Regions from separate parts of the Homo sapiens genome. Here region 1 is linked to region 2. Evidence: chromatin contacts called from ENCODE Hi-C or POLR2A ChIA-PET data. All regions are on one chromosome and are shown on one strand. Each heading gives the region's core, a stretch centred on a gene start or an enhancer-like site at or near the end of the contact. The rest is flanking DNA. Distances are from core to core; before and after follow the strand shown. Region 1 has its middle 46 kb from the start of ARHGAP15. Region 2 overlaps ARHGAP15 (Rho GTPase activating protein 15).

Region 1 (3,956 bases), core at 301-2,800, 67 kb after region 2:
TTAACTAAACCATTTGGCAAAAGAGGCCTAGCTTTCAGCCTGTCTCTGCTTTCAACATGCCTTCCTCACTAAGGTTAGTCATTTCTAGCTTTTGATTTAAAGTGAGAGACCTGTGACACTTCCTTTGACTAGAACACTTAGAGACCATTGTAAAGTTATTATTAACTGGCATAATTTTAATATTGTGTCTTGGGGAGTAGGGATGCCCATGCAGAGAAAGAAAGACAGGGAAATGGCCAGTGGAGCAATCAGAACACACACATTTATTGGTTAAGTTCACCAAGTTATACGGGCATGGTTTGTGGCATCCCAAGACAATTATAATAGTAACATCAAAGATCACTGATCACAGATCACCATAACAGATATAATAATGAAAAAGCTTGCAATGTCACAAGAATTACCAAAATATGACACTGAGACATGAAGGGAGCACACACTGTTAGAAAAATGGTGTCAATGGACTTGTGTGACACAGTTGCCATAGACCTTCAATTTGTATGAAATGAAATATCCACAAAGTGCAATAAAGCGAAATGCAATAAGGCAATGTATGCCTGTATAGAACATGCAGTATGCATGAATTATTGCTTTCTTTTCCTGAAAGTTAGTGTGAAAGCAGTGAAAGCAGGTATGGAGAAAGCAAGGAAAATGTTACAGGCGCCCACCCTTCCTGGCTGGAATGGAGTTTGGCATATGGTCAGAGTTGCGCATGTATTTCCTGTAAATCAATGAATAGTTCCTGCATTCAATGCTAAATATTCCATATTTTAAACAAGTGTGTGGTGACTGAAGCCAGAGAATCCTGTGAAAGACTATCACCTCTGTCAGGAGAGAGGCAGGTTTATAAAGAGGCTTAAGCAGCTAAACAAAATAATCAGTAATAATCTGCAATATTGTTATCCCCCTAAGGGATTGTGTAGCAATTGAGAATTGTAGAATCCCCACAGAAACACAGTATAGAAGGGAGAGGGAAAAGGAACAGGCATAATTAGAACCTAAGGGTTCTAGACTTTGACTACTTTGGTCCTCAGTTTCTACATCTGTACAAAGTGGGGATGTAGAATTTTAGGGCCCCAATGACCTCTAAACAAACTGCAGCTCTTCAATGGAGGCAACATGCCAGAAGCCTATATTCTTTAAATAAGTCCAGTGTGGACAGTTTTTCCTCCATTACTGGAAAACAGGACACTTTGATTGACTTCCAGGTCATGTATCTAATTTGTATTTTGAGTAAAAAAAATAGTACAAAATAGACCTCATATAAACACTAGAATCCTATTGGGAAATGCTCTGGGAAATGCTTGTTCCTGAAAGACACTTGAGAGGCAGGAGGAATTTTTGTCAGTTTGGCCACATTCAACCTGGGTCCTCAGCTCACTGAAAGGAATGAAGAGCTGCATCATCCACCTACACAATTTAGGCCATTCTTTATTTTTAATTTATTTTGACTGAGCACATTTAGTCCAAGCGTTTGAAAGTGAAACATTCTGCATGCAACAATGCCACCGTATTTAGATGATGCCATTTCCTCTCTGACTCACTCATTACTGCTCATGAAGAAAACCTGAGAAGTTGAGTCTTCTGAGGAATTCCAGAAACTGAAAAAAAAAAAAAAAAAAGAAAAGAGGAAGTCTTCTTTTATCCCTGTTGTTAGGATTAAAACTCTCCTCTTCACTTTCATAAGACTTGGTGGAAGTACCTCTGTTAGCTTATTCTGACTTAGATTTAATGATATTTATCTTTATTTCTAATTCTTGTTCTTTGGGAGTTGGAATCCTATTTCTCTATTTTCTATATATATATATATATATAAATGCTAAAATAATTCTAACACAGGATTTTTTTTTTTTTTTTTTGAGACAGGGTCTGGCTCTGTCACGCAGGCTGGAGTTCAGTGTCACAATCTCAGCTCAATGCAGACTCAACCTCCCAGGGTCAAGCAATCCTTCCACTTCAGCCTCTTGAGTAGCTGGGACCACAAGAGTGCACCACCAGACCTGGCTACTTTTTGTATTTTTTGTAGAGAGGGGGTTCACCAGGTTGCCCAGGCTGGTCTCAAACTCTTGAACTGAAACGATCTGCCCACCTCACCCTCCCAAAGTGCTATCATGCCTGGCCCTCAAACAGGATTTTTAATGATGCAATAATTGAACCAGTCCCTTACAGTTGTGCATTTGATTCCTGCTTTCTATCTTTATAAATAATATTTAGACAAGCTTTCCTGAATATAATCTTTATGAATTTTTCTGGAGTCTATTATGTTTCCAAAGGTAGCTACAACCAGAAAGCCCATCTATGTGGTCTCCCACAGTATGCCTATGCTGCTTCAGCATCAAGAAGTAGTATGAATTTCCCCTTCCTTGGGATCTAGGCTAGCCCTGTGACTTGTTCTGGTCAGTAGAATCTGGTGGAAGTGACACTGGGAAACTTTCAAAGCTTGGCCTAAAGACATCTACAGCTTTTGCTGTCACGACTTAAAATGCTCGCTTTTGGGATCTAGTCACCATGAAAAGGGGCCTGAGCATCCATGGGGTGGGGTAGGGTGGGAGTGGGCAGAAAGAGAGAGATAGAAGTCTCAGGTGTCCAGCATCTCAGCTATCCCTGCTAAAGTGCCAGATATGTAAGTCAAGTCATCTTAGTTATTCCAGCCCCAGATGCCATTGGAGTGGAATTTAACCCTGTAAGACATTCCAGACAATGACATGTAAGTGGAAAAACCACTCCAGCTGAGCCCTGTCCAATTTATGATTTACAGAATTATGGGCAAATCAAAACATTGTTCTCCCAGCCATGAAATTTATGCAGCAATAGATAATTAAAACATTTTTAAATTTAGAAAAATGCTTAGAAATACAATTATATTTCTAGTTTTTAGAAGGATAATATTTCTGGAAAATACCAAGCAGAGGTCTTTCTGGTCTCCTTAAATCATGATTCCTATGAGTTCTCATAGGGGATTTTAGATTTAGGGAGACACAGATACAGTGTAACATAATTCATTGTTCAGCTATGTGAAATTAGGCTTTCCTGAATTCTTCATTGAGACTTATAGTCTGGAAAATCAGAAACCTTATCAAGAGGAAAACGGGTGTTAAAAGAAAAACTTCAACCGAATTAAGTTTAAAGGAGTTTAATTCAGCAATGAATTATTCATGAATTGGGCAGCCTTCTGAGCCAGAGTAGGCTTAGAGACTCCAGCACACCCAGTTAGTGGAAGAAAATTTATGGACAGAAAAAGGAAAGTGACGTACAGAGAATGGAAGTGAGGTATTGGTTACAGCTTGGTGTTTGCCTTACTTGAACATGGTTTGAACAGTTGGCTACCTTTGATTGGTCAAAACTCAATGATTGGCACAAGTGTAGGCTACCGTCTGTTTACACCTCCATTTGTTATAGTTTACAATGTACAGAAAAACATTAAGGCCAAGCTTAAGATATGTAAGGAGGCAGGTTTAAACCTAACTTGATTTAACAAGGGTTTAAAAGTCACTTAAAATAGTAAACATGTGAAGAAGCAAATCTGGTGGACTAGGTCTATACAGTTATTCTCTAAGCAGTGATTCACAGACTTTAGCGTGTGTCAGATCACTGGGCTCCACCCTCAGAGTTCCTGAACAACTAGGTAGAGCCCAAGAATTTGTGTGTCAACTACTATTAAGACATTGCTGTTGCTGTTGGTCCAGGGACCACACTTTAAGAACCACTACTCAAGACATCATGGTGAGATTCAAAACAGAGAAATGCTGTAAGTAGGGCATTCATCTGAAGGGAGCCTAGGGAGATTTTTTTTTTTTTTTTTTTTTTTTTTTAATGACAGAAACTTCAAACAAAGATTGGGCTGAGGAGAAATTGGGCTGAGGCAGAAGAAAATCCCTACACAATACTGATGACCCAAAGGAAGAAAGGCTTTTTGTTTTGATGCCTTTTTAAAACTCTGAGTGGAAGCCTGCCTA
Region 2 (4,142 bases), core at 1,521-4,020:
CAGGCTGAAGCCACTCTCTTCTGGCCAAGAGCATCTAGCCACGGTGTTTACATAGCCCAACCGTACACCATTTATAGGACATGTTGCTTCCTCAGAAGCTGGACAAATTTCAGTGTCAAATCAAAATTTGCATTCCTATATTGATTTCACAATCAAACCATAATTTGCCTAGTGATATGCTACTGTCAAAAGGCTGGATTCATTACAAAGCCTTTTATCTGGCTTCCCCACCTCTGTTTTCATGGGGACAAGCTGCAGAAAATACTTTCAAGATTTTGCTTTCTTAGATCTTTCCATCAGGCGGATCTCTCTCTCTACCACAATGTTAATGTTATTTCTCTCAATTTGCTCACTGTCTCTCCTCCAGCCCTCACTTCCTTTTCCATCTCACCCTGTTGTTACATTTTGTTGACACCCCCTCCACTAAGTTTGTTCTCTTTATTCTGCTTCCCACGTACTTTGCTCTGCAAGGTCATTGACTTGATGCTATTTCATAATTGTTCTTCTATTGTTAAATATTTGGGGATTTCTAATTTTGCAGACCACTATATTGCTCTGGGAAGATAGAGAAAAATGACACAAAACCTCGTCTTAAAGATTTCTATCAACAGAAAACATACATATACCCCTTCGACCTTTACTGAGATTCTCCTAAGTGGCAGGCACCATTTTAGAGACTAGAGATAATCTTTATCAAGTGCCCCAGAGTTTGGTGAGGGCAATAGAGAAACAATCAATAATTAACTGAGAATAGGGCAGTGCCCAGGTGGGGAGAGGAGCAATGGCATTAAACTCAGGTGGAAGTGGGAGGTGGAGAGAGAGGAAGTCTGCAAGAGAAGATCAGATTACATCAGAGCTAAGTCAGTGCAGGTTGGACATTTCTGGCAAAGGATTTGGCAATGCAAAGGTGTGCAGATACCTGGGATATTATAAGGTAGGTATTGACATATGTCATGAAGGGACATAAAGTACCAGGGAAGTTCGAAGAAAGAAAGAAACAATGGATTTCATAGAGAAGGTAGCATTTGACCTCTCTGTGGGGATATCTGATCATCTCGCTTATCTTTCATCTGGCTGAATGATTGACTGAGAGTCCCATCCCTTCTAACCCAACCAGTACCAGAGGGGCTGGTATTCTAGACACTCTGAGGAAGAGAATGTGTGTTGTCCTGGATGTACATAACACACAATGTTTTTTTGTGGATGAATTGAGAATGGAGATGAATTGAGAGGGAAGCAGAGCCCTGCTGCCGGACAGAAGGAGGACAGTTGAGGATGGAAATCTAACAGGATGATGACAGCTGTGCCAGTGGCTGTGGGACCTGTGACTGCTGTACCTGTGGGTTCAGAGACGATTTCCTCTGATTCATCCCGTTAGGAACCTCTCATTCCAATTAGACAGGGCTGTTTCTAGGCCATATTTTGCAAGTTGTTTTGGGGTCCCACTTAGAGCCCTTTCTTTATTCCCTTTCAACTCCCCAGTTTCCCCCTGCCTACATCCCAACAGTTTTTTCTCTAGTAGACACCCTATAATCCTTTTCATATTTCAGCTGCCAGAGCACCCACTGCAGCATTCACTTAGGCTTAATCTAACTACAGTGTCAAAATTTATAAAAATTTCCATCATCCATTCTTTCTTACCTCTGAATCACTTAGATGTATATGGGAGGGGTATGATTAGACTAGCTAACACAATGTTATATCAGTCAGACTTTCCCTTAACTCTCAAGGAAGCATTTAACTGAATCTCAAACTGGAAACTCTTCTGGCTACATGAAAGAACTATCTTAGAGTAGAAGAGCATTGATCAGTCCACTCTATTTATGCCCTTACATAAATTCAGAGGTGGTAGGATTTGTGACTGGGGATGGGACATTAACATTGCATTCTGGAAAATGGTGCCTCCTAGAGCTGTATGATGCAATATCCCTTCCATGGTGGTCTTATTTTTTAGCCTTTATGAAATAAGGTTCTAGGGAAGAAACTCCATTGCAAAGCCTGCTCAACATCGACTCAAAAGAAACCCTCATACCCCAGAGTCCAACTTGACTTGGCTTCCAGAACCTAGGAGTGGTTGTTCTTCCAGGAATATCTGTATTAATTTCAGGGTGTTCTCTCAAAGAGAACGAGGAACTCCAGTTTTGTGAGTCTTTCTGCATTATTATTCCAAAAATATTCACAGGAATCTTAAATTATATTCTGTTGTTCCACCCATGTTTTCATTCCTCACTGACCTTCAATTTTCTAGATTTGGTAGATTGTAAAATCAATAATATTTGCTTATGCTTATTTCTATGTAATTTAGTAATATCAGGCTTATTAACTTCAAATCATATTAAGTTTAGGTTTTGCTTGATCTATGTGCCTCTTCAGTATTCCCCTTGTTCTTCCTAGAACACGTTACCCACTCATGTCATCATCATTATTGTTACTATTAAATTTTGTTAGAGAAAACTTTGATGCCTTGTGTTTTTATGTTCTTACAGGAGGCATACAGAGCACTGGTGAATGACTAATGAAAATATTGAAGAACTGGCTCATTTTGCATGTGTTTGAGATATCCATTGATTTTACTAAACTCTCCAAATAAATATCCCTGAGTTAGAAATTGAAATGTAAATCACTTAAGACTGGCTTCACTATTCTCTAGACTTCCTGATTTTACGTGTACCAACAGAAGAGCAAGAATACCTTGTGATATTGCACTAGTTCTCCTTTCAATCCTGTTTAAAAACAGGAAGCAGTAATGAGAATGCACTTCATAAGAGCAACACGAACTTTGGCTCTGCTCAAACTACGTGGTTCGATGGTGTCCTGGGCTTCTGGGCTTGATTTTCCTACTCATACTGCAAATAGGAGTGAACATGATATTTCATCTAATCATAAATTTCATAGCTGCTCTCCCAATTATTTGTTGCATTCTGTTAACTACACTAAAGCTCAGCAGCCTGCCCTTTTGAGTTAGAATGTGTATTTTTGACATCTCTTTCACATCAACAGCATTAAAAGTAAAAATATATTAAGTAATTTTTGAGCTGGGAAAAACTGGATAGGCACTATGATATAATCTTTATGCTGCTGAGTAGAGAAAATGTAGGCTTGGGTATACTGAACACCATCCCCTGGTGTCACATTCTGTTCAGAATAACTCTAGGATGGCACTCAGGGCCCACACCCCCCAGCATCCTTGATTTCGCCATAGACCCACAAATCAAGTGGACATTGTGTATGGAAAGAAAAGGTAACAAGAAATGTAAAGAAAATCTGGCAGATAAAATGATCATAGTGTAGCCACGTTAGGTATGTATCATGCAAGTCTTTCTGTTTAATCATTTATAAATGTTCCTCTGCTTCCTGACAAAACAATAGAGACTTAAATGTTTGTTGAATGTATAAATGAAAAACAAATATGGAACCTAGTTTATGCCAGTGTATGTAGCCTGGCAAAGAAGAAAATGTCTTTGACCAATTTTCTTACTTTAAAAATGTGTAACTCACCTTTGCTAATATTTCTTAGAGTAAATAAACTATGGATATTTTATTATAAGTTAGAGGCAGAAAGAAAACAATGTTTCTTCTGTGTTCTGAGGCTAATATTAAAGTATGCTTGGAGATTCATATAATATTTTAGGGTTAAAAATATCATATTTCTATTTCCCAAAAGCCCTGTATCTTCTTCTCATTAAAAAAAGATCAAATTTATCACAATCTTAGAATTTTCAGGGATTTTTGCTTTGAGAATAGTCTTCCTTGAGTTTCAGATTTGGATAGGTACTTGATATTTTTCCCTAAAAGAAGGATGCTTCTGGAAGACATAGGTTGCCACTGAGAGTTTTGTGAGTAAAATCTCAGAGGCAAGAAATGGCCATACACCCAGGGAATTCCCATTTCATGAGTGTTAGCCTGAGTTTTCACTCCATGGCAAGGGAGCTGTATATTTAGCACATCCACCACGAGGAGCGAAGGTCCACCACGAGGAGCGAAGGTCCCCTCTGCCTAAACATGCACAAACTTTCTCTGGTGACACAACCCCATTCCCTGCTCTACATGTATTAGAGGAGCTGTTTCTCCAGGTCTGCTAAGAGCTCATGACAACTCCACAGATAAATAGTATTTCTCCGAGAAATTCATTTCTATCCCCT

Evidence for each region. Hi-C counts contacts between places; a loop is a spot of excess contacts on that map. ChIA-PET counts read pairs that join two places held with the same protein, here RNA polymerase II (POLR2A). Pooled maps may share reads with other maps.
Region 1: a loop to region 2 is called in a pooled map, with 3 times the contacts of the local background. The contact joins two enhancer-like sites. A Hi-C loop is called at or near these places in 8 of 50 pooled maps. POLR2A ChIA-PET finds 5 or more read pairs at or near these places in 3 of 52 experiments (AG04450, MCF 10A and activated T-cell).

The regions. Positions count from the first base shown.
Region 1 is chr2:143,081,450-143,085,405 of GRCh38, reverse strand. No RefSeq gene overlaps it. Among named protein-coding and RNA genes, the nearest start is that of ARHGAP15, 46 kb to the left of the region's middle. Within about 2 kb of position 1,550, at least 3 of the 41 ENCODE cell types and tissues checked have a DNase peak (open chromatin) inside an H3K27ac peak, as active enhancers do.
Region 2 is chr2:143,149,084-143,153,225 of GRCh38, reverse strand. All of the region lies in intron 1 of ARHGAP15 (Rho GTPase activating protein 15), which reads right to left. Among named protein-coding and RNA genes, the nearest start is that of ARHGAP15, 22 kb to the right of the region's middle. Within about 2 kb of position 2,770, at least 6 of the 41 ENCODE cell types and tissues checked have a DNase peak (open chromatin) inside an H3K27ac peak, as active enhancers do.